Regions from separate parts of the Homo sapiens genome. Here regions 1, 2 and 4 are each linked to region 3. A link is a contact called in ENCODE Hi-C or POLR2A ChIA-PET data. All regions are on one chromosome and are shown on one strand. The core of a region is the stretch at or near the end of the contact, and the rest is flanking DNA. Distances in the headings are between cores, read along the strand shown. Region 1 holds the start of DCTN3 (dynactin subunit 3). Region 2 holds the start of HINT2 (histidine triad nucleotide binding protein 2). Region 3 holds the start of UNC13B (unc-13 homolog B). Region 4 holds the start of GALT (galactose-1-phosphate uridylyltransferase).

What was found. Hi-C counts contacts between places; a loop is a spot of excess contacts on that map. ChIA-PET counts read pairs that join two places held with the same protein, here RNA polymerase II (POLR2A). Pooled maps may share reads with other maps.
Region 1: a loop to region 3 is called in a pooled map, with 4 times the contacts of the local background. The contact joins the promoter of DCTN3 here to the promoter of UNC13B in region 3. A Hi-C loop is called at or near these places in 2 of 50 pooled maps. POLR2A ChIA-PET finds 5 or more read pairs at or near these places in 4 of 52 experiments (A673, OCI-LY7, RWPE1 and 1 more).
Region 2: a loop to region 3 is called in a map of Right ventricle myocardium inferior, with 4 times the contacts of the local background. The contact joins the promoter of HINT2 here to the promoter of UNC13B in region 3. A Hi-C loop is called at or near these places in 1 of 168 maps with a recorded cell type or tissue (Right ventricle myocardium inferior) and 8 of 50 pooled maps.
Region 4: a map of ascending aorta shows a loop between it and region 3 (7-fold over the local background). The contact joins the promoter of GALT here to the promoter of UNC13B in region 3. A Hi-C loop is called at or near these places in 1 of 168 maps with a recorded cell type or tissue (ascending aorta) and 1 of 50 pooled maps. POLR2A ChIA-PET finds 5 or more read pairs at or near these places in 3 of 52 experiments (A673, RWPE1 and WTC11).

The regions. Positions count from the first base shown.
Region 1 is chr9:34,616,860-34,624,535 of GRCh38, reverse strand. It overlaps DCTN3 (dynactin subunit 3), which reads left to right and starts at 4,041. Exons shown (of 7, transcript NM_007234.5): 1 at 4,041-4,167; 2 at 5,776-5,860; 3 at 6,565-6,651. The coding sequence starts at 4,072. It overlaps ARID3C (AT-rich interaction domain 3C), which reads left to right. Exons shown (of 8, transcript NM_001017363.4): 4 at 489-672; 5 at 822-1,111; 6 at 2,007-2,189; 7 at 2,427-2,516; 8 at 2,978-3,487. The coding sequence ends at 3,078. RefSeq lists an enhancer at 1-342.
Region 2 is chr9:35,812,400-35,816,671 of GRCh38, reverse strand. It overlaps HINT2 (histidine triad nucleotide binding protein 2), which reads left to right and starts at 1,630. Exons shown (of 5, transcript NM_032593.3): 1 at 1,630-1,773; 2 at 2,888-3,028; 3 at 3,123-3,227; 4 at 3,334-3,406; 5 at 3,527-3,712. The coding sequence starts at 1,693. The coding sequence ends at 3,618. FAM221B (family with sequence similarity 221 member B) reads left to right here. Exons shown (of 7, transcript NM_001012446.4): 7 at 1-281. RefSeq lists silencers at 988-1,167, 1,498-1,817 and an enhancer at 1,258-1,437.
Region 3 is chr9:35,158,690-35,166,194 of GRCh38, reverse strand. UNC13B (unc-13 homolog B) reads right to left here and starts at 4,186. Exons shown (of 40, transcript NM_001371189.2): 1 at 3,890-4,186. The coding sequence starts at 3,911. RefSeq lists a silencer at 4,191-4,320.
Region 4 is chr9:34,640,473-34,647,924 of GRCh38, reverse strand. It overlaps GALT (galactose-1-phosphate uridylyltransferase), which reads right to left and starts at 1,250. Exons shown (of 11, transcript NM_000155.4): 1 at 1,139-1,250; 2 at 667-836; 3 at 358-433; 4 at 220-268; 5 at 1-93. The coding sequence starts at 1,220. RefSeq lists enhancers at 646-825, 1,396-1,505, 2,719-3,013 and a silencer at 2,719-3,013.

The DNA.
Region 1 (7,676 bases), core at 2,792-5,291, 540 kb after region 3:
TCTTCAGCACTGTCCGAAAGTCCTTCCTGCGGTCTACCCCAGGGGACAGCAAACTAAAGTTTGCAGGCCAAACCCAGCTGCCTGCAAGATAAGAATGGTTTTTACTTGTTTAAATAGTTGGGGGACAAAATTTAAAGATGAATAACATCTCCAGACTGGTGAAATTCGAATTTCAGAGTCTATATTATTGGAACACAGCCGCATCCATTCCTTCAGGTATTCTCTATGGCCGCCTTTAGGCTACAATGACAGCGTTGAGTAGTTGTGACAGAGACCATTTAGCCATCTGGCCTTTTACAGAACTTTGCCCCCCCCCGTTCTAGCCTCCTGTCCTTCTTGCTAAAACAGAGACCCTGGGGTTCTGTGGGCTCCGCCCAAGTCTCCCTCTTTCCCGCCCTCCCCGGGGCTCCCGTCCTGTATCAGTCCCTGGGGATGCTGCAGACAGGGTCTTCGTCTCAGTGTCCTGACGGCAGCCCGCTCCCCACCAGGGACGCCAGTGAACCGCGTGCCCATCATGGCGAAGCAGGTGCTCGACCTGTACGCTCTGTTTCGCCTGGTGACCGCCAAGGGCGGCCTGGTGGAAGTCATCAACCGCAAAGTGTGGCGGGAAGTCACGCGCGGCCTCAGCCTACCCACCACCATCACCTCGGCCGCCTTCACTCTACGCACCCAGTGAGGCCAGGGGCGGGAGCGGAAGGGAAGGGGGCACGGGTTCGGCCTGGGGCGGGAGGGGGGAGGGTCCCCGGGCGGGCGTCCGGCTGTGGGACTTGACCAGCTGGGTGCAGCCTCCCATACACTCACCGCCCGCTGTCCGCCCCTAGGTACATGAAGTACCTGTACCCGTACGAGTGCGAGACTCGAGCGCTCAGCTCCCCAGGGGAGCTCCAGGCCGCCATAGACAGCAATCGGCGCGAGGGCCGTCGCCAGGCTTACACCGCTACTCCGCTCTTCGGCTTGGCAGGGCCGCCCCCTCGGGGCGCTCAGGACCCAGCCTTGGGTCCCGGCCCCGCCCCTCCGGCGACCCAGTCCAGCCCTGGCCCAGCCCAGGGTTCCACCTCCGGCCTGCCAGCGCATGCATGCGCTCAGCTGAGTCCAAGCCCTATTAAGAAAGGTGCGAGGGGAGAATGGTAGAGGTTTCGGGGTCTCTGAGGTTTAGGTGGGCGCTAAGATATAGCAACCATTAAAATGTGAGGATTGAGGTCTGGGGAGGCATTGAGGTATGGGAGCAGTAAGGTCTGACGGGCTTCTGAGGTTTGGGGGTCACTAAGGTTTAGGGGTCCTGAGGTTTGCGGCCAAATGAGAGCTCTGGGGTACGGGTTACTGAAGTGTAGGGGCTGAAGTTCAGGAAAAGGTCCTTTTTTTTCTTTTTTTCTTTTTTTTTTTTTTTTGTGAGACGGAGTCTCGTTCCGTCGCCCAGGCTGGAGTGCAGTGGCGCGATCTCAGCTCACGGCAACCTCCGCCTCCCGGGTTCAAGCGATTCTCCTGCCTCAGCCTCCCGAGTAGCTGGGACTACAGGGGCCCGCCACCATGCCCGGCTAATTTTTGTATTTTTAGTAGAGACGGGGTTTCACCGTGTTAGCCAGGATGGTCTCGATCTCCTGACCACGTGATCCGCCCTCCTCCGCTTCCCAAAGTGTTGGGATTACAGGCTGAGTCACCGCGCCCGGCCAGGAAAAGGTCCTTTAATCACAGCAACTCCATTCCACACATGTCCACCCAGTGCTCCTATTTGCATATAGTTTGTGCCTCTTGTGACCTGGATTATTTAATAACCAACAGCCAAAAACAATCCCCCAAATTGTCTAGACATGTACCTTGATCCTTTGGGCTCTAGAGAAAAGCTTCAGCGCTTCCAGGCTGAGGCTCTGGATGGGAAGATAGATCGAATGAAGGATGAGAGATTGGTACATGAGCTTGAGTTACCTCTTTTGGTCCCAGGCCTGGGGGAGAACCAATGCAGAGATGGGTTGGTTTGGCCAGGGGAGCTGAATAACCTGTTCTTCTAGAGGAGAGTGGAATTCCAAACCCTTGTCTGGCACTGCCTGTGGGCCTGGCACTGGGACCTACACGGGAGAAATTGGCACCAGAGGAGCCCCCAGAGAAGAGAGCTGTGCTGATGGGGCCTATGGACCCACCTCGACCTTGCATGCCCCCCAGTTTCCTGCCCCGTGGCAAGGTTCCCCTGAGGGGTGAGGAGGGGCTTGTTGTGAGGGGGCTTCGGGACTGTACACTGAGGGAGGATTGACCCATCACCTGATAGGTGTTAGAGACGGGGCAGACAGATTCCTCTGTAGACAACTGTGTGAGTATAGGTGTGGGGCTGAAGTGGAATGGGGGCTGTCTACGGGGATGGAGGGGGGAAATTCTATTAATAAGTCAGAAGTCTGATTCTCCAAAATGTGATTCCTCTGCCCCCTCCTGGACAGAAGAGCGGCTGGATGGGCCTCTTAATCTGGCAGGCAGTGGCATCAGCAGTATCAACATGGCCCTAGAGATCAACGGGGTGGTCTACACTGGTATGGGTACTGCAGGCTGTCTACACTGGCATGGGGTCAGGGGTATTTAGGCTGGCATGGGGATTTTAGACTTCCTCTACTAGCATGAAGTTCAGGGATATCTAAACTTGCATGAGTAACATGGAGTTCAGGGGATTGCTAGACTGGCATGGGTTAAAGGGGGTGTCTACATGGCATGGGATCCAAGGCATGACCTCTCTGGCATGAGTACCAGGGGATGTCTGCCTTGTCTTGGGCCTATGTATCAGCATAAATATTCCTTGTTTACCTGTTTGAGGTATCTACATTAGCAATGGAGTCTCTTACTGACCCAAGGAGCTTGTCCTCATTGGTTTGTGGCAGGGGTACGTGTGTAGTGTTCTAGCAACCAGAACACTTACTTTTGTTCCCCTCTTCTGTTTCCATACCCTACCCCCTCCTGCTTGTTTTTGCCCTCTACCATCTCCTCACCCCTTTGCCAGGTGTCCTCTTTGCCCGCCGCCAGCCTGTGCCAGCTTCCCAGGGTCCAACCAACCCTGCACCCCCACCCTCCACAGGGCCCCCTTCCAGCATCTTGCCCTGAGAGGTCCTACTTGAAACTAAGAGTCCCAGCCCCATTGCTGAGGGGGGAGGAGACCCCCTGCTTTGATTCTTTCTGGCTGCCCACTCTGGGACCCAGCCCTGGGAGGGGACGACACCTCCCATGCCATGTGGACTTAAAACCAAAGTTTCTTTTGATGTTACACCTACCTCATTGTAAAGGGAGGGCACCTCCTCCCTGGCCAATTCCAGCAGCACCTACCAAAGGGTTCTTCCTCCAGTAACCCCATCATCTCCTCATGTGTTCCCTCTGTCAATGTCATCTCTAGGACCCTACCCTTTTGAGTCAGCCCTGCTTCTCTTCAGGAGCCAAGTGAAAGGTTGGGTTGGGGTACTGTGAAAGAGACATCCCTCAGGTCACATCTAGACAATAAAGCTGCGGTCCCTCCCTCTCTGATGCCTCCTTTCTTGTTTGGGTATGGGAGGTGGGGAGGAATGATGTGGAACATAGGCTGCCTTGGGCCAGGGGCTTTCAGAGGTTAAGGCAGAATAGCAAAGTTTCGTGAGAATAGAAGAGCTCCGTCTCTTGAATCAGACAGCCTGAGTTCAAGTCCTGTTTCTGTCCCTATAGTGCTGGGTGGCCTTGGGCAAGTTACTTAATCAACTGAACCTTAGAAGACTCCAAAAGTTTATGGTAACTCACGGAGCCTCCTAATGATGTATCTATGGGAATGGACCTATCCTGGAACACGTGCAAACTCAGGGAATGGCGTGGGGAAAGCTCTTTGGTACCCGAAAAGCAAAGGTTATCTTGACAACCAGGCACTGGAAGCCAGGGGAGGGATGGGACAGAGCCGTTGCCAAGGTAATCAGCTTTTGACAGCTCCGAGGAGTAACTTCCGGCACTGAAGGGCTGAATCATGGCGTCACTTCCTGCATAAAGGGCCGCTCGTGCACTCGGATTGGCTAGCCTTCTTATTTGGACTGACGTCCCGCCCTCTGGCTGTTTCCTGGCCGAGGTGGGTCGGTAGTAGCGATGGCGGGTCTGACTGACTTGCAGCGGCTACAGGCCCGAGTGGAAGAGCTGGAGCGCTGGGTGTACGGGCCGGGCGGGGCGCGCGGCTCACGGAAGGTGAGTAGTCTGGTCCGGTAGTCCCTTTCTGGAGCAGAGCAAGAGCGGTCCACTGTCCTGGCCCTCGGGATGCAACCGCTCCAGTCCTGTTCTCCGCAGCCCGGCCTTTGAAATAACAAAGGTCCGGGACCTCCCAGAGCTGATTGGACCATCGGGGTCCACTGTCATAGGGGGCTCTGCGGGTGGTTAAGCCAGCCTGAGAGTGGGCTCCGTACCTACTGTAGCTGAGACTCCGCCCTTGCCCTCGCGAGCTATAGTTGGGGAGACCTGACACGAGAAGCTGACTAATGAGAGTTTCAATAAGAGCTGAAGTCCACGATAGGAAGGCCCGTCATAGAGCCCTGCATAATTAATTGCTAAATGAATTGTGCAGGAAGAGGTCCATGGGACCCCTGGGGAGGCAGAGCAGAGGTGGATAAGGAAAACGCCAAAGGGTGAGAAGTGAGGTCTGAAAGGACCAGGATTAGGAAGGGAAGAGACTGGGTACTGGGTATTCAGATGTGGACTAGCACTGCTTTATACCAGTGACAGAATTTTGACAACTACGAAGCTCAGGTGCCCTCTCCTCCCCTTTCTACTATGGGAAGATCTTTTATTGAAGAACTTCTGATGGCGTGTCAGGCATGTCCTGGAGCTAAGTGCGTCCAAGGTAATGATGTCTGTTTGTACACTAAATGAGGAATTAGTTGTCACTAGCAGACTGTGCTCCCATTTCAGAACTAACTTCTCAAACATTCTCTTCCTTTGGGATCTATGACGCTGACCCTCCTGGTTTTCCTTCTACCTCTTACGGCTGCTTCTCAGTGTTATTTGCCTCCCCCCTGGCATTCCTCATCCTCTACCCTAAAAACTGGGTGAGTGCAGTCACTTCCTTAGTCTCCTCCTCTATTTGACCCTTTAATATTGGGATTCTTTACATTCTACCCCTAAACTTTAGGTAGGCTCACTCGCTTCCATGGTGTCAATTACTATTTACATGTCAATATGTCTCAAATGTATATCTCTGGTCCAGATTTCTGTTCTGAGAACCAGACTTTTATGTCTAGTTGTCTACTGGACTTTTCCACTTGGATATCCAATAGTCATTTCAAACTCAATCTGTATGCCCTTAACTGTACTCTTTCTCTCCCCTAACCTGATTCTCTTCTGTATTCCCTAATTCAGTGATTGCACCATCATTGGGATCCCAGTTGTTTGGACTCTTCCATCTCCCACACCAAATTTGATGTGGAGGGGATAGGGCTAGAGGTAGGCCAGCCAATCTAGAGGTCATGAAGGCTTGAATGAGGATGCTTGTGTTTCTCATGCCCAAACCCAGGACTTAGGAACCAGAAAATATATTGTGTATACTCTATATTCCATAGACTCTAAAATAGTTCGTTATCTTCCCCATCAGACTTGAAACTCCCCAAGGAGTACATGATTCTCTCTCTCCACTTTAAGGATTCCTGGAAGGTGGGGCTGCATCTCCTTTAATATTAGAGAAGGGAGGCCAACCTAGATTACTGGGATTCAGGTTTGAGAGTCTGGGAGAATGAGGGTTCTTTAACTTTTCCAAGCCTTGAGCCAGGTAGTATATCTTGGAATTAACCACCACTTCCCTTACAGGTGGCTGACGGCCTGGTCAAGGTGCAGGTGGCTTTGGGGAACATTTCCAGCAAGAGGGAGAGGGTGAAGATTCTCTACAAAAAGAGTAAGTGCTTCCATGATGTGCCTGCCTGCCCGACATCCCACCCCTCAGCTTCCTGGTACCTGGCCCTAGCCCTTCAGTTCATTAGGTCACTGGAATAGCCCTTTGGGGATAGAAAGATTATGAGGACATTTACCTACACCCAATTCAATTGGTAAATTGTGGTGTGCTTTTCTACCTTGTGGCTAAACCTCAAGCCCATGACAGTGTCCTAAGTTATGAAATAAGAGCTCTACCTGAAAGCTTCTCTTGGTGAAGGAGGGTAAAAAGGGTATGGGATTTCCCAGGCAAGGTTAAGGGGCAGGAAACAAATTAGACACTGAGATCCTGGTTATGTCAGAACTAGTAACCTGCTTAGTAACTAGAAATTAGACAAAGCTCTGGCTTGTCTCGGTGACATCTAGGAGAAAAGAGGCCTTCTACCCTTGGTGAGGATAGGTCAGTGAGAATGCTAAGGGCCCAGAGTGGTGGTGGCAATTGTGTTTTCAGCTCTGAAGCTTGATGTCAGAAGAGACTTCAAGAGAAGAGAGTGGAGAGATAGGGAAGTGGGGATAGGGAGCCTGGTGGAGCCCTGCTCATGTGGCACTGTTGGGTATCAGCTCCTCATTGAAGGCTCTCCTCAAGGCTGACCACTTGTCAAACATCCTTCATAAGGCAGAGCTCTACTGCCCAACCCTATTCCATTTTCCATCTTGCTACTTTTCTAGTTGAAGATCTGATCAAGTACCTGGATCCTGAGTACATCGACCGCATTGCCATACCTGATGCCTCTAAGCTGCAATTCATCCTAGCAGGTAATGCTGGACTACATGTGTACATGCATCTGAGGATGTGGGTCGTCGGGGAGGTTAAGCACAGAGATGGCCTCTCCATCCAGTCTTCTGGTGGATACAAGCCCTGGATGCTGCTCTCTGGAATTGTGGCCTGGTTCTGGGTTGAGGATCCTATGGATCCTCTAGTAGACATTGAGTACAGTATACCTCTGCACCAGCTGCAGGCCATGGTGCCAGCCACAGTGGGAGCTAGTCCAGTGTTCTATCAATAGTTTGCCTCTTGGATTTTCCTTCAGAACCTTCCTCACTTCTGCTCACTAGACAGAGGAGCTTCTAGGAAAGGGTAGGGGCAGAGAGCATTGCCATTAAAGAACAGAGAGAGTATTGGCATGAGTTTCAACATCTTTCTTTCATGTGAGAAAGCTCTGCAGTGTCAGAGTTCTAGGCAGGAACTATTGCCTTGGCAATGTCTGCTAATCAGTCAGCCATTCTATAAGCTAGGGTTTTTTGAGCTTCGTTATTCATCCAAAAGATGTATAATGATCATCTACTCTGATCCAGGTTCTTTCCTAAGTGAGGAAGCATACAGTGGTGAACCAGAAAGTCCCTGCCCTCATGGGCACAGCCAGAGCTAGGGGAGACAGGGTCCCTGCTTCAGGGACCTGAGCTTATAACCCAGATGGGAGATCAGTCTCCCAGGAGACTGATCAGTGCAATGCAGCACTGAGGACTGGGTAAGGATGGGCCACTCCTGCTAAAAGGGCTGTCAGAGTTCCCAAAGGGCTCTTGGTCAATTGCCATCGCTCAAGCACCAAGTTTAGATATTCTCCTGCACTGACTCTTGAGTCCAGCCTCTCCATCCCTCCCTGTGGCACTGCCTCAGGAATTGTGCATCCACTTGCATATGAATGGTTGCACAGTCTCCTAAATCATACTCTTGACCCTAATCTTTCCCTTCCTGCATGTGGTTCAGTCTCACCCTCACAAAAACATGTTCCCAACATGTCACTTTGCCTACTTTGGAACCTCAGTGTATCCTGCCTTGC
Region 2 (4,272 bases), core at 381-2,880, 650 kb before region 3:
CCCATGATAACCATTCACCTAAAACTAATTCAACTAATAGTCAACAATAGAGTTAGGATTACTATGATAAACTCATTGAAGGAAATAATAAGCAGCCAATACAAACTATATTTACGTAGACTGTAAAAATATGAAAAATTGATTACACATGGGTTAGTATCATATGCAATACATATTACATATTATGAAAAAAAGACAGGAAACACCAAATGTTATTCATTCAACAATTACTGACCACCTATATGTATCAGGTCATGTGTTTAAAAAAAAAAAAAAGAAAAAAAGAAAAACCAAAGAAACAGTGGTAACTTGTCCTATGTGATATCAGACTAAAACTTACCTAGCGTCTGAGAATATTAGTATTTTGTGACCCCACGTTTCTTATGTCAAAAATATATATTCCAGCAGTGCAAACCTGACTTATTGGTGCCTCATACCTGTAATCCCAGCACCTTGGGAGGCCGAGGCAGGAGGATCACGAGGTCAGGAGATCGAGACCATCCTGGCTAACACGGTGAAACCCCGTCTCTAATAAAAATACAAAAAATTAGCCGGGCGTGGTGGCGGGTGCCTGTAGTCCCAGCTACTCGGGAGGCTGAGGCAGGAGAATGGCGTGAACTCGGGAGGCGGAGCTTGCAGTGAGCCGAGATCGCGCCACTGCACTCCAGCCTGGGCGACAGAGCGAGACTCCGTCTCAAAAAAAAAAAAAAAGAAAAAAGAAAAAAAGAAAAAAAAAGAAAACACCAGGCACCGAGCTAACTGTATCACACACCTTTTCCGATTAGAAAAGAACAATGAATACATACTCCTTTGCTTATTATAATTCTTGTGCGGCAAATATAGGACACTCTTATCTCCTCCTGCTCAAAAAAAAAAAATGCAAAAACCACAGACTTTTTAATCTATGGAGTGAATGCGTTAACAAGAACATAGAATTAAGGAAGAATTTCCCTTAGATAAGTACATTAAAATCTCCAAAATGCTCAAGGGACTGAAACTGCCCTTGTGGAGAAAATGCTGCGCATCAGCCCCGCCAGTTAAAACAAACAAACAAACACAAAAAAACACACCTCATCCCCGTTCACCTTTAGCCCCACCCCGGGTGGTTCTTGGAGCCAATAAGCGCCGGATGCCCTCAGAGCCCCGCCCTCCTCCTGGCCAAAGCGGTGAGAGGGTCTAAAACAGCCCTTTCTGCAGCAGGTGGCGGAGCCCCGCCCCCTTCTCCCCGCGCACCAATAGGAACCAGACCTGAAGAGGACGAACCAAGAACGAAAAGAACCACCCACTCGGGAGCCGCAACCTAGAAGCCAGAGTTGTGTATCAGATTCAACTAGGAGAAAATCCCACCTCCAGGCTCCATTAATCCTTCCAATGGAGTGGAAGTTTCTCTCACAGAGAAACTAGTAAGGGGATCCAATGGGAAAAGAACGTTCACACGGACTAGAAGACGAAACCAATGGAATGGAAAATTGTCCTCGCGTTGGTAGAAGCAGCCAATGAGATGAAAAGAGCCCGCCTCCAAAGTGGCTGCAGAGGCAATGGGGTGAATCGTGCTCAGAGGCGCGCTCCAATGGGGTAGCAGGGCTCGCCCGGCCGCCACTACCCCGCTTCCCCGCGCCCGGAGTCCCCACCCACGGCCGGCCGCGGAGCCGAGTGCTGACCCGGGTGAGAGGTTCCCGCGGCTCAGGGAAGATGGCGGCAGCCGTGGTGCTGGCTGCTGGGTTGCGCGCGGCGCGCAGAGCCGTGGCGGCCACGGGGGTGCGCGGGGGGCAGGTGAGAAGTGGCGCGGGAGCGAGTAGGGGGTCCTGCGGGCTCCGAAGCCATCCGGGGCCAGGGGGTCCCGAAGGCGCGCAGAGCCGCGCAGAGCTCCTGCCTGTGGCCTCTGCCCCTCCGAGGCACAAGCTCCGGGGCTGTGTGGTGAGGTCGAACTGGTGGCTCCGGAGAACGAGCTGGTGCTGATTCCCGCCCTGCGCAGGCCGGGGCGCCGAGGTCGGGACAGGGTCAGTGCAGCGGCTGCCGCCTTCTTTCCACTGCCTGCAGCCCAGCTGGCCCGATGCCCCCTGCAGGAAATGAGCTTTCTCTTCTTGGAGCCAGTGCTCTGCCCTCCTCAGGCTTCTGGCCTCCTAATGAGCACTAGTGTTAACCTCTCTTCTGCACTTGCCAGAAGCGGCTCGGAGGTCAGAGAATTCATTCCGTCCCGTTCTCCCCCAACGTGATGCAATGACATCAGCCTTCTCTGAATCCCTTACCCGAAGTTCCCTGGGGCTAGGGGAGCAGAGGTCACTTAGCTGAACTCTTACCTCCACTCATTCAAGGGACAAGAGTTAAAATTCACAGAGTCACATGTGACACCCAGATGAGGGGTCAACTAGTGTCAAACAGGGCGATTGCATTAAAACTTAAATAAAACAGGCGACAAGGCTTAAAGATCAGAAAACAAGTAACGGAAATAAGTGGAAATGTACTAACAAGGTGAGAGTGGAAAGAGATTCAAGCCATCGCAAGAGATTATGGAAACCATCCCTTTATTTTATATTAGAAGCTGAGAGAAGGAATTTATCTGAGGTAATTCAGTGGTATGGTAAGGTAGGAACTGAGACCAAAATCCCCAGTCTCTCATTCTAGATCCTTTCCCTAAACAGTGCTATATTTCGTGGACACATGAGCAGGAATCAATTGCACTGCTGAATCCTGATAATAATACCGCCTGTTATCTAACCAGGTCCAGCACCTTCTGGCCCTACCCTTTGCTGCTGGTGCTCTGAAATTCAGGAACTTTCCTCCTGGGTGGGAACGATGAATAGGTTATTAGAAGGACGAAATTAACAACTATCAGAGCCCAGCTTCTGCCAGCTCCCTCCTTTGAATATGGTCGATCCACCTTCAGGTCCGAGGAGCTGCAGGTGTGACTGATGGGAATGAAGTGGCCAAGGCCCAGCAGGCAACTCCTGGGGGAGCAGCCCCAACCATCTTCTCCCGGATCCTGGACAAGAGCCTCCCAGCTGACATTCTCTATGAGGACCAGCAGGTGGGGTGCTCTTAGGACCTATCCCCTTAGGAATGTTGTAGATACCATCCAACCTGTTGAAGTAACGTGGCCTCTGGCCTGTCACTTCCCCCAGTGTCTTGTGTTCCGTGATGTGGCCCCTCAGGCTCCTGTGCACTTCCTGGTCATTCCTAAGAAGCCCATTCCTCGGATTAGCCAGGCTGAAGAAGAAGACCAGCAGGTGGGAAGAACAGGGCCAGGGTTTGGCTGGGAGGAGCCCCTGGACCCAGCTAGAGGTCTTGCTCCCTATGAATGAAGCCACCTATGTCCCTCCGCTCTCTCTATAGCTTCTAGGACACCTACTCCTTGTGGCCAAGCAGACAGCAAAGGCTGAGGGCCTGGGAGATGGATACCGACTTGGTGAGTGACTTTTGGCCCTTGGTCCCTCACCTATGAATTCTCATTCCTACTTCTCAATATGATCTTCATTCTTCGACCTCTGCCATGATCCTGACTCCCTAACCCCAAGCTCAATTTCAGTGATCAACGATGGGAAGCTGGGTGCACAATCTGTGTATCATCTGCACATTCATGTACTTGGGGGCCGGCAGCTCCAGTGGCCTCCAGGTTGAACCTGCCAACTGATTAAAGGACACCAGACTCTGGATGCTTGGATGGAAAGGGAAAAATGGACCCTGTGATGCTAATAAAACTGTTCTCCCTTAATTATGCTCTCCTGTCTTTAATATAAAATTTTATACCACAAAGGGGAAAGAAAACTGATTCAGGGCTATGATGCCCCTTGACTGGTCTGAGTGAAAGACACTGAGGAGGTCCAACCTGTGGTTAAATGTTGCCTGCAGATATGTAAGTCTTCTTGACAAGTGGTCCACCCTAGGTCAAGCTTCTAGAAAAGTAACAGTAGGAATGAGCCTAAATGAGTAGGAAGAAACTGAAAGCCAATCCTGGCCCTTCTTCAGAGGTCAAACCAGGTTCTAAGGGCGCTTAGGAGGAGGGTGGTCAATATGAGGGTCTTTTATTAGAGGAGGAGTAATCACACCCAAACAAAAGCGGCTGCCTTTTCACTATTCTACGTCTCACCATTTTGCTCAAGCTAGTTTGTTTATTTTCATCCTTAACATTTGTTAAAGACCCCACTCACTTTTGAGAATGAACTAAGCAAACTAAGGGGAAGCTACTTGCCTCTCAGCAAACACCAAGTAGGCTGTAATCTAATGCCACAACCCTGTGCCTGTTTCCAACATATCCCCATAAAGCATCATCTT
Region 3 (7,505 bases), core at 2,937-5,436:
GGCCAGGCTGGTCTCAAACTCATGTCCTCAAGTGATCCACCTGTCTCAGCCTTCCAAAGTGCTGGGATTACAGGCAAGAGCCACCACGACTGGCCTGCATTTATTACTTTTGGGGGAAAAAAATCCATAGTTAAATTATCTAACTATGTTATAAACACTGGGAATAACTATGTTATAAACACTGGGAATTACAGAGAAATATTATGGAAAGGTCTGATTCTAAAAATGCTTATAATTGCTTGGAGAAACTTGGTCGTGAATACCAAGACAATAAAAGTCAAACAAAATCCTTAATTTAGTTTACTGCAGTTGTTCATGTGGCACTGGTCCCTATGGAAGCCCAAAAAAAGTATCCGTATTATAAGTAAAGCTGTGCCAAAACATGTTAAAGACTTATATTTCTTTATACTTATGGAAATATTTAAAGAAAGACTAAGTGAATTCTATAAAAGAGTGGTTTCTTAAAAATTCAAGTCTAGGCCGGGCGCAGTGGCTCACGCCTGTAATCCCAGCACTTTGGGAGGCCGAGGTGGGCAGATCACGAGGTCAGGAGTTTGAGACCAGCCTGGCCAACATGGTGAAACCCCGTCTCTACTAAAAATACAAAAAATTAGCCAGGCATGGTGGCAGGCGCCTGTAATCCCAGCTACCCCAGAGGCTAAGGCAGGAGAATCGCTTGAACCTGGGAGGCAGAAGTTGCAGTGAGCTGAGATCATGCCACTGCACTCCAGCCTGGGCAACAGAGACTCCATCTCAAAAAATTAAAAAAAAAAAAAAAAAAAAATTCAAGTCAATCACCCGCTGAATGGTCAATATCCCCTTTAGAATCCTTACCACTCATTCAATTTCTGTTTAGTGTCAAAAAATCTACATAGCCCATTCCATTTGTTCTGAACAACCCAACTGTTCTTCTTTATGTTAAGCTAAAATCTAATTTCCTGTCATTTTCAACCACTGATCCACACTTGTCCCAGTTCTGTCCTCTGGAATGACAACAAAAAAGGTGACATAACTTCTACAAGACAGTTTTTTAAACAGTCTTCATGTACTATCGTGATCCTCTTCCTCTTAAATCTTCTACAACTAAATTTCCCATATTCTTCAAATGGTTCGGTTCCTACATGTTTCATTATTCTAATCACTCCCCTCTTAAGATAACCTAGCTTCTCAATATGCTTCTTAGAAGGAAATACCACAGCTGAACACAAAATTCCAGATCTGATCTGACCAGTGCAATTACTTCCTTTGTCTGGGTCACCATAAGCACCACAATACAAGACCAGTTGCAGGCAGCATATGATTCATTTCCAAACTAGTGGCACTGTTCAGACCACAAGTGCTCCGAGGATTTAAAGGAAAAAGAGATCACTGTGGACTGGGGACCTGAAGAAGTTTTCAACAACAAAAAAAGTAGACTGTTAGCTGGGAAAGTAAGAATACATTTTAGATAGGCAGAAAATATGGAACGAGTATTTCAGGGGGCACAAGTGCAGAACAGAGCAGAGGCAGGAATAAACAAAGTTAGTGCTAGAGCAAAGTCTGCATAAGGATAGGCAAGAATAGAAGGCCACAAGTCTGGAGTCAGAGTATTGAGAGCCTTAAACCTGCAGGCAATAAGGCATGATTAAAGGGCAAGACAAAATAACTGACTTCTTGAATGAAATGTTTAGGAATGATTAATTCAATACCAGTTTGCCAATTTCTACATCAAGTTAACTACTTTTTGAACTCTGCATAGGAAGTTTCTAATTGATTCTACTCCAAGATGAATTGAAATTGAGTTGTAATAAATATCACTATATAGACTGCTTTCAGAATACAACATTCCTACTGCCAAAATACAACGCAAGGAATGTCATTTTAGAAAGATGTATTTTGTGCTGGGTGCAGTGGATTATGCCTCTAATCCCAGCACTTTGGAAGGCCAAGGCAGATGGATCACTTGAGGTCAGAAGTTCAAGACCAGCCTAGCCAACACAGTGAAACTCTGTCTCTACAAAAAATACAAAAATTAGCCGGGCCTGGTGGTTCACTCCTGTAATTCCAGCTGCTCGGGAGGCTGAGGCATGAGAATCACTTGAACCCAGGAGGTGGAGGTTGCAGTGAGCCAAGATCGCAGCACTGCACTCCAGCCTGGGTGACAGAATGAGACTCTGTCTCAAAAAAAGAAAAAGAAATAAAAATAAAGATGTATTTCAATTCATTTCTGTAAGTTTTCCCAAAATGAATACTTTGCCATTCAATATGAATATCTGCATATAAGGTACCTGTTTGTTTCAGTATTTAAAATCTTCTAGATCTCTATTCAAAAAGACAATGGCCTGCTGATCTCGTTTCTCCAGATTCAAAAAAGAAGAAACTTCACTAAAGTAACATTAAAAAGGAAAGAAGTTAGCTAAATAGCAGAATTTCTAGACAATGAAACCTGCCTGCTATTAAAACAAATGAAAACACCAGTAGTTATATAAATTCAGTTAAATAGGAATTTCTGATTCACGAGTGCTCCTGCCTAAAGAGTCTTTCATAAGGACCAGCTCTGTAATACAGTGTGGCCGTAGAGAATTAAACTGTCCAAGAGACACAGCAAAGTCCAACCTCTCCCAAATCCTGCTACTCAGCAGCAGGGATCTAAAGGAATAAATAGATTCCCAGCTGCTGAGAGAAAATGTCTTACTAAAAGCAAAGCAAAATTCTCATTAATGAAAAATCAACCATGAAAGAAGAAAAACTGTATATCTCATAATCCCGGGAAATGGCCAAATCCATTTTGGTTAATGCAGATTCAACAAAATAGTGGAAGAGAACAGAGCAAAGCAGTTTCATCTGCCAGTAGCTGGGGGAAACATCGTTATTGGAGAAATCACAAACAACAACAATGCTTCTAATCTGTAGAGCCAAAAGAAATATGAACTCTCCAGTAAAAGATATCAGGTAAAGGCTCTAGTTGATAAATGCTCTCTCATTCATAATCAAGACACATCAGATATGATAGGCTGTAACCTGAATTTCCCGAGATCAAATTCAATGGCTAATCCAAACCCTGTGTTTTCCTGATCAGATAATCTCTCTGAAGTCACAGTACTTGCATTCATTCAAAACCAGCATTAAGCTTCTACTACGTCAGACACCAGGAATACAAAAACTAATAAGAAACAGTCTCTACCCACATAGAACTTAGTTCGCGTACCATGCCTCATCTTAAACCCCAAAGCTCTTGCTTTAAGATATCTTCTTAGATGGGTCAAGTGTCCTCAGGGGAAAAGCAATAATGGCCCTTCACCTTGAGTTACTGTGAGGCAAGCTAAAATAAAAATAAAAATAAATCATACCTCTTATCCTCAAAAGCAGTCACCACATCCTCCCAAGTGGAACAGAAGAATAATCTTAGCCTATACTACCGGTTAGTGTTCAGGGAAGTGGCAGGGGACAAGACAAGCAATAGAAGGGATGTGACAGCTGTACCACTAACGCATTCAAAGTGTGATAAAAAGAACCTGCTACTAAGCATACTGTAGCGTTACGGTGCGAGGAGGAGGAAAAGAATGAGAGGCTGCCCACCATTCACAGGCACCAACCATCCGCGGTCTTCTAACTCGTCCACTCTCACTAGAGAACCCCAGTCACTGTTTAATAGGATCTGAGCCTGCAGTCCAACAACATTGTCACATGGCTACCAGAATGGAGAGCTAATCGTCCCTTGCAGGAGCTTGGGGGAAAACAAGAAAGTGGAAAGAACTCAAGTGATTGTTAAGTGATTGCCAAAATAATAGACCCCCAAAGCACGGACGGGATGTAAAGTTTGGGTGAGACGGTCACCGGACGTCCACTGGAAGGGTGCGGGGACCTCTACGCCGACACCCCGCCTCCCCGCCTCAGTCCGCGCACTCACCGCGCACGCAGAGCAGTGACATGGCCGAGGATCGGGCAAGCCTCTGCCGCGCCCCAGCCGCGCCGGACCGCTCCCTCTTTCCTCTCAGCAGGTGCCGCGACTGCTCTCGTTACCGGCCCCACGGGTCTGGCAGCTCCTCATGGTCCCGGTCGCAGGTAGCGTCCCGCCGCTGCCTCGGACCCGCCCCAAATCTCACCGTCTGAGCGAACTCCGGGTAGCGGTGAGTACCGGCCGGCAGGCTGGGGACTGGGCGCGGCACAGCGACGCCATCGCTGGGAGGTAGGAGCTGCCGGGACTCCCTCCCGTCATTCCACCCGGGATCCGCGCGAGCGCCTGGGCGGAGCCAACCCGTGGTGCCCCGCCCCCCAGCCAATTAACTCACGCCCAGTCCACCGACCCCGCCCCCCCCCGCGAGCACGTAGGAGGCGGGGTCCCCTTCCTCCTTTCTTTCTTGCGATCCTGAAGGAAGCTCCGCCCACTAATCAGGCTTACTGCAGGGAGCAAGGGGTTGACCCTCAGTTGTGTGACGCGAGAATGGAAGCCCTCTGTTCCTCCTGCATGAGCGGGGCTTCCACCCAAGAACAGATTCTTTTCATTGAAGGATTTCCACTGGACTTTCTTAGAGTCTAGCGGTCATAGCTGACAGCCTGTAATTTTAAGTTAACGAAGTCGCACCGCACAGCAAAGTTAAGTTTTGTTTAGCAACTAGGGCAAAAGACAAAACTGAGTGGGCATAAAGTATGTCTGGAGACCTCAGTTCTTATCTAGACCGTTTTTTATGCTCATCATTGTATCTCCAATGTCTGGAATAGTGCCTAGTGTATGGTAATCAGTCCGTAAATATTTACTGAATGAAGGATGGTAACCACGGAGGGATTGTGAGTGGAGATACCTCTGATCTTTGACAAATCTCCTATCCATGCTTGGTACCAACATGAGCTAACTCCATGGCTCAAACCAACAGGACAATTTGCTAAGGTCTAGGAGCACCCCCTCCAGAGAATCCCTGATCTCCCAAAATTTGGTCGAGATCTAAAGTTCATTTTGTTGTACAACTCCCTCTATTATTATTATTATTATTATTATTATTATTATTATTTTGGAGTTTTACTTGCTTCCAACAAGGAAGGCAAGTTTTCCTGCTTCCATGACGAGGGAAGGCAGGTAACTCTTTTATGGAGTTTGAGCTCACTTCCAACAGGGAAGATGAGGGGTTTTTTTCCTACTTCTGGGATGGTAGACAGCCGTTTTCAGCCTGAGACGCACCCCTAGGTAAGTAGCTGAATAGGGATTTTTGTCTTGGCTAAAGTTAACAACCAGCTGGTCTTAATTTCTGCTTACCATTAGAGTGCTCAGTGATCATATTGTTGGGTTTTTTTTTATTTTGTTTGTCTTTTTCCCATTGACCAACTCTACTTCACTTGGTCAAATCCAAGTGAGAATTCCAAATTATGGGTAACAAGGCCTATCTAATTTGAGTAAAATTCCTCACAGCTGCAAAAGAAAAAACAAACAGAAAACAAAAAACCATGTATTTGGTTTCTGTGTTTGCTTCCTGGTCTTAAAAATTAAACTGTTCTTAGGCCGGGCGCGGTGGCTCACACCTGTAATCCTAGCACTTTGGGAGGCCGAGGCGGGCGGATCACGAGGTCAGGAGTTCAAGGCCAGCCTGGCCAACATAGTGAAACCCTGTCTCTACTGAAAATACAAAAAAAATTAGCCGGGCATGGTGGCGGGTGCCTGTAATCCCAGCTACTCGGGAGGCTGAGGCAGGAGAATTGCTTGAACCAGGAGGCGCAGGTTGCAGTGAGTGGAGATCGAGCCATTGCACTCCAGCCTGAGCTACAGTGTGAGACTCTGTCTCAAATTAAAAAAAAAAAAAAAAAAAATTCAATTGTTCTTTTGTTTACTTTTCTTCCACCCTATACCTCCTTCACCCTTTGCCATCTGCATTACCAAAAAATCGAGAGAAGGCTTCTAATGACTTGAACCTCTTTAAAGAATTTAGGCCGGGCGCCATGGTTCACGCCTGTAATCCCAGCACTTTGGGAGGCCGAGGTGGGCGGATCACGAGGTCAGGAGTTCGAGACTCAGCCTCGCCAACATGATGAAACCCTGTCTCGACTAAAGATACAAAAAAAGTTAGCCAGGCATGGTGGCACGTGCCTGTAATCCCAGCTACTCAGGAGGCAGAGGCAGGAGAATCACTTGAACCTGGGAGGCGGAGGTTGCAGTGAGCTGAGATCGTGCCATTGCACTCCAGCCTGGGTGACAGGGCAAGACTCTATCTCAAAAAAAAAAAAAGAATTTAGAACAAAGGTGCCACTCACCCCCTTTTGGGGTGTTCTCTTGGCTTTGTGGGATTTCAAGAGTCATGGGCAGATTCTTCTTAGGTCTAAAGCTCTGTTTTCCTGTATTGCATGACCTGACCTTTTTGGCTTTGGGTGCCAGAGATGACCTTGCACTGTGAGAGGATTTGACCTTGGTGTGTATATTGTTGGAAAAGAGCTACAAAGTTACGGGTGGCTGAGCACAGTTTATAGGAAGTGGTTTTGGCTGTTTCCTTTTTTTTTTTTTTTTTTTTTTTTAATTTTCTCTCCTAGGAAGTCGTTGTTTAAGAATCCTAATTCTAGGCCAGGTGCGGTGGTTCACACCTGTAATCCCAGCACTTTGGGAGGCTGAGGCGGGCGGACCACTTGACCCCACAAGTTCAAGATTAGCCGGGCCTGGTGGTGTGCACCTGTAATCCCAGCTATTCGAAGGCTGAGGTAGGGCAATTGCTTGAACCAGGGAGGTGGAAGTTGCACTGTGCCGAGATCGTGCCACTGCACTCAGCCTGGGCGACAGAGCGAGACTCCATCTCAAAAAAAAAAAAAAATCCTAATTCTAGTTTGGAGATCCGTTCTGAAGGATCCTTTATATTGCTTTTTCTCCCAACATTAATCTCAATTCCGTTTGTCTGTGTGCATTTGCATGAGGAACTGAACTGTTGCTTTCATAGGTATATCAGAGACTGAGTTTTCTCAGCTCCAAAAAGAAAGGGCATTTGCCCCTCCCAACTGAAAGGTGCCCCTGAGTGACTGGGGACCTTGTGGGAGTGTCTGAAAGGTTGACCCCGAACGATGTGCAGTGGTCCTGCAGGGAAATCCCCAACAAAAATTAATTTAGGCCAGGTGCGGTCACACACACATAATCCTAGCATTTCAGGAGGCCGAGGCAGGCAGATCACTTGAGGTCATGAGTTCAAGACCAAGCCTGACAAACATAGCAAAACCGCATCTCTACTAATAATACAAAAATTAGCCAGGTGTAGTGGTGCGTGCCTGTAACCCCAGTTGCTTAGGAGACTGAGACGTAAGAATTGCCCGAACCCAGAAAGTGGAGGTTGCAGTGAACCAAGATTATGCCACTGCACTCCAGCCGGGGCAACAGAGTAAGACCTTGTCTCAAAAAAATATATATATATATATTTAATTTAAAAACTGGCTCATCCAGGAAACACATTGAAGGGCTGATCACCCAGTGTTGTGAGCCCTCTCAGAAGTCATAAACCTCTGGAGAGAGAAACTGAGACATGTAAGAGGGTGGAAACCATTCAGTGGTGGCACATTGTGGA
Region 4 (7,452 bases), core at 1-2,500, 520 kb after region 3:
ACTGAGGCCCATGCATCAACAACAGCCCGGATCTCAGGGACCGACATGAGTGGCAGCGTTACATCCGACCAGGGGTGGAAGCACATGACCTTACTGGGTGGTGACGGGAGAAAAGATAACCGAGAGGTAGGGCTTGGCTGTGCTACGGGCAGGGCCGAACCCCAATGCTGAGTCTCCAACTCTGGTTTGAAAGTTGTAAGAGGGGAAATCCATAGTTACCAGACTCCTCGAGCAGACTTTGCTTGGAAAAGGGGATGATCACTGGGTCCTGAGGTAAAGGAGTATCACTCTCTGCAGCAGAAGTCCCTCAAGAGGTCTAGCCACCCTCCTCCCCAGCAGCAGTTGGAGCCAGGTTACCTGGACTGGGGGCATCAGGCTGCAGAGCTGGGAAGTCGTTGTCAAACAGGAAGGTGCTATCGTACTGGGGATTCACCTACCGACAAGGATAGGCTAGAAGCACTCACTGCCCCATACCACCAGTTACCTGGTGGGCTTCAAAGACTGGACAGGCTACAAGGGAGTAGGGAAGGCCCACCCTAGGGGACCAAAAAGCTTGGTGGGATATGACCCAGAAGGAGGTTCACTATCCCTGTGGGTGGAGGACAGTTCTAAGAGGGAACTACTCCCCGTGGCCCAGCCTGCAGATGCAGGGCTCTACAGGCTTACCTCTCCGTTGGCTCGGATGGCCCCAGGACACAGAGGGTTGAGAGGGTCATGGCGGGGCACTGTCTTCAGAAGCTGGGGCTCCACTTGACCCTGCCAGGGCCGCTTCATGCGGTGAGCTGACACCAGCACCCACTCATCCTGCAGCGGGTTGTAGCGGATATGCTGATGGTCTGGGGGCAGACAGTCAAGATCAGTCCTCAGAGCTCTCTAGCTCCCTCTCTCCTGGGTCTCACCCACCAGCAGGCCCAAGCTCGGGAGCGCCCTCTCGGCCCTGTCCCGCTCAGGAGCTAGAGGCCCAGGATTGGACTTTCCCAGCGCCAATTGGCCTGCTGCTCGTACAGGCCTGCAGACTGTACGCCTTGTCGGTCTGGCTCGGGATGAGCGTTCCAACCTTCGGAGGGGACGAAAGCTTCCTAAGGAAGGGGAGGGCTCGGCTCCGCGCCCCAGCGAGTCCCTGCCGCGGTGCAGTTACCGTTTGCCCGGAAGGTTGCTGCTGCGGCGTCCGCCTCTGACGCCTGCTGGCGTTGCTGAGGATCGGTTCCACTGCGCGACATGAGGCCACCGGGGGATCCGCTGGAAAATCTGCAGGGCCGTGCCTCACCTTTCACTTTCTCCGTCCACACCACCCCTCCCCGCGCCGCCCCCGATGATTGGCCAGCCGCCAGCACGTGACTGACTGACTGGGCTGCCCTGCCACCTGGGGGCGGGGCTCAGAACAGCTGTGAACCCTGGGGGCCGACATTGATGATCCTACTTCACCCAGAGCTAGAGCCACTACACTGGAAGAACCTCTGTGAAAGCTGCCTACTGCAGAATCCTTGGGCTCCAGGATGCCTACAGGACTTGCTTGCTGCAATCATTCATTTGATCTTTCATTCAGCAAATATTTACCAAGCATCTAGCATGTGCTAGGCACCTAGGCTGTGTAAAGCATTGGGATGCACATGTCAGGCATGGCCTCTGCCCTGCCTGAGCTTACATTCTAGGGCGAGTAAGGATATGACCCTGGATCAACAGCGCCTCAGTCACCTGCTCAGTGGCTGTAGCGCAGGAGAGGCAAACTTGGTGGGGTCTGTGTGGAGTACTTCACCATAACCATATCCTATCCCCAAAAGCAAAAACAGATTTGGGAAAAAGGGCTAAGTAACCATATTCTCTTTTTCTCTCACTCTTGCTCTCCTTCCTCTCTCTCTCTCTCTCTTTTTCATACACACACCAAGACAGCACAAGAAGTGGGAGGGGTAAAAGGGCTATAAAAAAAAATCTAAAAATGGCCGGGCTCGGTGGCTCACGCCTGTAATCCCAACACTTTGGGAGACCAAGGCAGGCGGATCACAAGGTCAAGAAATTGAGACCATCCTGGCCAACATGGTGAAACCCCGTCTCTAGTAAAAAAAAAAAAAAAAAAAATTAGCTGGTCTTGGTGGCGTGCACCTGTAGTCCCACCTACTCGGGAGGCTGAGGCAGGAGAATCACTTGAACCCAGGAGGCAGAGGTTGCAGTGAGCCGAGATTGTGCCCATGCACTCTAGCCTGGCGACAGAGCAGACTCCGTCACAAAAAAAAAAAAAAAAGTACAAGAAAGTCTAAAAATGTGGAGAGTACAGGACTATCAGAAGCTCCAGCCACCATCTAGGTGGGGCCTAGTGTTTCCTTTACACATCCCCTTCCCTTTTCTAAATTTTCCTTGGATGGGACCAATTGGCTAACACTAGGATAAAATTCAAATTAATTCCTCCCCTGGTACTTTTGTTTGTTTGTTTGTTTGAGAGAGAGTCTCACTCTGCCACCCAGGCTGGAGTGCAGTGGCGTGATCTTGGCTCACTGCAACCTCCACCTCCCAGGTTCAAGCGATTCTCCTGCCTCAGCCTCCAAGTAGCTGGAATTAGAGCTGTGTGCCACCACACTGGGCTAATTTATGTATTTTTAGTAGAGACGGGGTTTCACATGTTGGCCAGGCTGGTCTTGAACTCCTGACTTCAAGTGATCCTCCTGCCTCAGCCTCCCAAACAGCTGGCCCCCAGTACTTTTAAAGAGCCATCTAAATATTGTCTAAACCTCTTCCCCATTTCACATTGGAGCCCAGAGGACTCAAGGTCACCCAGAGAATTAGTGGCCAAGCTGAGATTTGAATGCAAGTTTCCAAGGCTTTTCCCAGTGCTGTGAGATGCCTCTGAGGCTTCAGTGGAATGCAGGACAGAGACCCAGTGAGTTAGAAGTTGAGCCATAGCAGGGACATCCCTTCCCCCAATCAAGACCAAGCCAAGCCAGGTGTTTTGCAATTGAGCTGCAAAAACTAGGTCATGGGTCATTTACTTGATCTCTGCCCTAGGGTCCTCAGACTGGAATAGGAAGAGGCTACCTTCAGAGGTAGGGGGCAGGGAGCTGAGGACTGAGAAACAGGGGTTTTACCTGTCCCACTGGCTGTTCATATTACCCAAAGAGGTGAGACAGGAACAGGAGATCTGCTTTTCCATTCTCTCATTTATATTTGTTTGAGTGACTAGAGCTTGTAGACAGCTCCATTTTCCCAAGAACACCAGTGCTTCAGTGCCGCCCCCTGAATCATGCTAATTAAATCCTGACCCCCATCAGGAACATCTCTTCAGGAACATCTCCATAATTCTCCTCTATGACTCCCCAAGGTCATTTTTTGGAGGAAGAGGAGAATGACTAAGATGGGCCTAACCAGCTCCCTCCCTGCCAGATCCCAGAGGTGTTGTTACAGTAAAGAGATCCCAATCCAGACCCCAAGAGAGGATTCTTGGATCTCACACAAGAAAGAATTCAAGGTGAGTCCATAGTGTGAAGTGAAAGCAAGTTTATCAGGAAAGTGAAGGAATAAAAAAATGGCCACTCCATAGACAGAGCACCCCTGAGGGCTGCTGGTTATCCATTTATATATATATATATATATATATATATATATATATATATATATATATATATATATATATAATTTTTTTTTTTTAAGACGGAGTTTCACTCTGTTGCCCAGGCTGGAGTGCAGTGGCTTGATCTCGGCTCACCGCAACCTCTGCCTCCCAGGTTCAAGTGATTCTCCTGCCTCAGCCTCCCGAGTAGCTGGAATTACAGGCACCCACCATCATGACTAGCTAATTTTTGTATTTTTTAGAGACAGAGTTTCACCATGTTGGCCAGGCTGGTCTTGAACGCCTGACCTCAGGTAATCTGTCCATCTCGGCCTTCCCAAAGTGCTGGGATTACAGACATAAGTCACCACACCTGGAAAGGCCTGGAAAAGCTTTCTGAAAGACCAGATAGGGGAGGTGTAGGCCCAGATGATCCCAGAAAGCTGTTCCTGGAATGGGGAGCAGAGACCAAATTTGGGGGCTAATCCCTGCTGCCCAGGGTTCTTAGTGAATTGTCGAGTCGGGAATGCCACAGAAGCCAGAACCAATACAAAAACATGTTCCCTCAATCCTGTATTCTCCTCTAGATAATCCTTTCTTTATCCTTAATTTCTCTGCCAAGTTTCTTTTTTTTTTTTTTTTTTTTTTTTTTTAGATGGAGTCTCGCTCTGTCGCCCAGGCTGGAGTACAGTGGTGCAATCTAGGCTCACTGCAACATCCGCCTCCTGATTCAAGTGATTCTCCTGCCTCAGCCTCCCCTGTAGCTGGGATTACAGGCGTGCACCACCACACCCAGCTAATTTTTGTATTTGTAGTAGAGACAGGGTTTCACCACGTTGGCCAGGCTGGTCCCAAATTCCTGACCTCAGGTGATCCGCCTGCCTCTGCCTCCCAAAGTATTGGGATTACAGGCGTGAGCCACCGTGCCCGGCCTGCCAAGTTTCTTAAAAACAGAGGCCATCTTTCTGGTCTCTACTCTTAGCTGCATGGTATATTGTAACACATCTTTTGCCCTATATTTGTCAGGGTAAGTAATCTTAATTGCTGTAACAAACACTCCCAAAACTCAATGGCTTAGCACTACAGTCAATTCTGGGGGTAACAGGGAGCTCTGTTCCAAGCAGTATTTAGGGATCCAGGTGCCATCCATCTAGTAGCTATGCCATGTCCTAGGGTCTCAGAATACTCCACTAGAGATCCTCTATAACTACAGTAATAGACATGGGAAGAAAGAAAATGTAAAGAACTTCAAGCTGGGCATAGTACTATGTGCCTGTAGTCCCCCAGCTCTTGGGAAGCCAGGGTGGGAGATCACTTGAGCCCAAGAGTTTGATACCAGTCTGGGAGTGACATAGCACAATCCTGTCTCTTAAAAAGAGAAAGAGAAAAAAAAAAAAAAGAATTTCAGAGGAGACTTTAGGAGCCAGCCCTAGAAATGTCATACATCATTTCTATCTATATTTCATTGGCCAGAATGCAATCACATGATCCAGAGTAGACTGTGGAATGTAATCTAGCTGTCCAAGAGCAAAAGGAAATGGATTTGTGAATGTATAGCATTGTCTCTGCCACATGCCCCTACTGAGAAGTCTAATGATCATTTCCCATCATCTCATTGAATCTCACCATTATATTTCACTGTGTTAACCCTTCATTCCATCACTCTTTTTTTAATTTTTTTAGATGGAGTTTCGCTCTCATTGCCCAAACTGGAGTGCAATGGCGTGCTCTCAGCTCACCATAACCTCCGCCTCCCAGGTTCAAGCGATTCTCCTGCCTCAGCCTCCCGAGTAGCTGGGATTACAGGTATGCGCCACCACGCCTGGCTAATTTTGTATTTTTAGAAGAGATGGGGTTTCTCCATGTTGGTCAGGCTGGATCTTGAACTGGCAACCTCAGGTGATTCCCCTACCTCGGCCTCCCAAAGTGCTGGGATTACAGGTGTGAGCCACCGTGCCTGGCCCATTCCATCACTCTTGAGAAAGAAAAGAAACTTTTTATCTGAGAAATGCCAGCCTCTTTTAATTATCAGGCCCAGAGAGGCATTAAAATGTGACAGCATGGGCCTGGCGCGGTGGCTCACGCCTGTAATCCCAGCAATTTGGGAGGCCAAGGTGGGCGAATCACGAGGTCAGGAGTTCGAGACCAGCCTGGCCAACATGGTGAAACCCTGTCTCTACTAAAAATACAAAAAATTAGTTGGGCATGGTGGCGGGCGCCTGTAATCCCAGCTACTCAGGAGGCTGAGGCAGGAGAATTGCTTGAACCTGGGAGGCAGAGGTTGCAGTGAGCCAGGATCATGCCACTGCACTCCAGCCCCGGCGACAGTGCAAGAGACTCCGTCTCAAAATAATAATAATAATAATAATAATAATTTTAAAAAGAAAAAAAAAGGCCGGGTGCAGTGGCTCACACTTGTAATCCCAGCACACTGGGAAACCAAGGCGGGCGGGATCACTTGAGGTCAGGAGTTTGAGACCAGCCTGGCCATTATGGTGAAACCCTGTCACTACTAAAAATACAAAAAGCTGAGCATAGTGGCAGGTGCCTGTAATTCCAGCTACTTGGGTGGCGGAGGCAGGAGAATCGCTTCAACCCGGGAGGCGGAGGTTGCAGTGAGCCGAGATTGCGCCACTGCACTCCAGCCTGGGCGACAGAGTATGACTCAGTCTCAAAAAAAAAAAAAAAAAAAAGTGACAGCATGTAACAGCAGTCATATCTCACCTTCCCCCACCCCCATGGAGCCAAATAATTACCCCTTGAAGCCACTTGCTATGTGGGCTCTAAATTGATACCACATAGCCATAAAATGCCATAGTCTAGACACCATAACTCATACCCTATAGTTCAACAAGGTATAGCCAATCACTAATCAATGTTGTTTCTGTAAGCCAATGAGAATTCCTGTTAAACAATTTTGTGTCAGCCCACTCCTTGTCCTCTTTTGCCTTTAAAAACTTGCTTGTGGCTGGGCATGATGGTTCATACCTGTAATTCCAGCACTTTGGGAGGCCAAGGCAGGATGATCCCTTGAGCCCAAGAGGTCAAGGCTGCAATGAGCTGTGATCGTGCCACTGAACTCCAGCCTAGGTAACAGAGCAAGATCCGGTCTCAAAAAATAAAAATAGGCCGGGCGCGGTGGCTCACGCCTATAATCCCAGCACTTTGGGAGGCCGAGGCGGGCAAATCACGAGGTCAGAGTTCAAGACCAGCCTGGCCAACATGGTGAAACCCCATCTCTACTAAAAATACAAAAAAATTAGCTGGATGTGGTGGCAGGTGCCTGTAGTCCCAGCTACTCGGGAGGCTGAGGCAGGAGAATTTCTTGAACTGGGAGGCAGAGGTTGCAGTGAGCCGAGATTGCGCCACTGCACTCCAGCCTGGGCGACAGTGGAGACACCATCTCAAAAAAAATAAAATTAAATTAAGTTAAAATAAAGTGGCCAGGTGCAGTGGCTCACACATGTAATCCCACACTTTGGGAGGCCGAGGAGTGTGGATCACCTGAGGTCAGGAGTTAGAGACCAGCCTGGCCAACATGGCAAAAACCTGTCTCCACTAAAACTACAAAAATTAGCCAGGCATGGTGGTGCACACCTGTGGTCCCAGCTACTCGGGAGGCTGAGGGAGGAGGATAGCTTGAACCTGGGAGGCGGGAGTTGCAGTGAGCCAAGATTGCACTACTGCATTCCAGCCTAGGCAACAGAGTAAGAATCCATCTCCAAGAAAATAAAAAATAAAAATAAAAACCACATATAAAAATAAAAAATGCTTGTATCAACATTCCCCAAGGCAACTTGGAAAAGTGTCCCGAGCAGTCGTTCTCTACCTTGGCCCAAATAAACTCTCTATATTAATTTTGCCTCAGCTTTTTTTTTTCCTCACTGTTGTTTTTGTTTGTGTGTTTTTCTTTT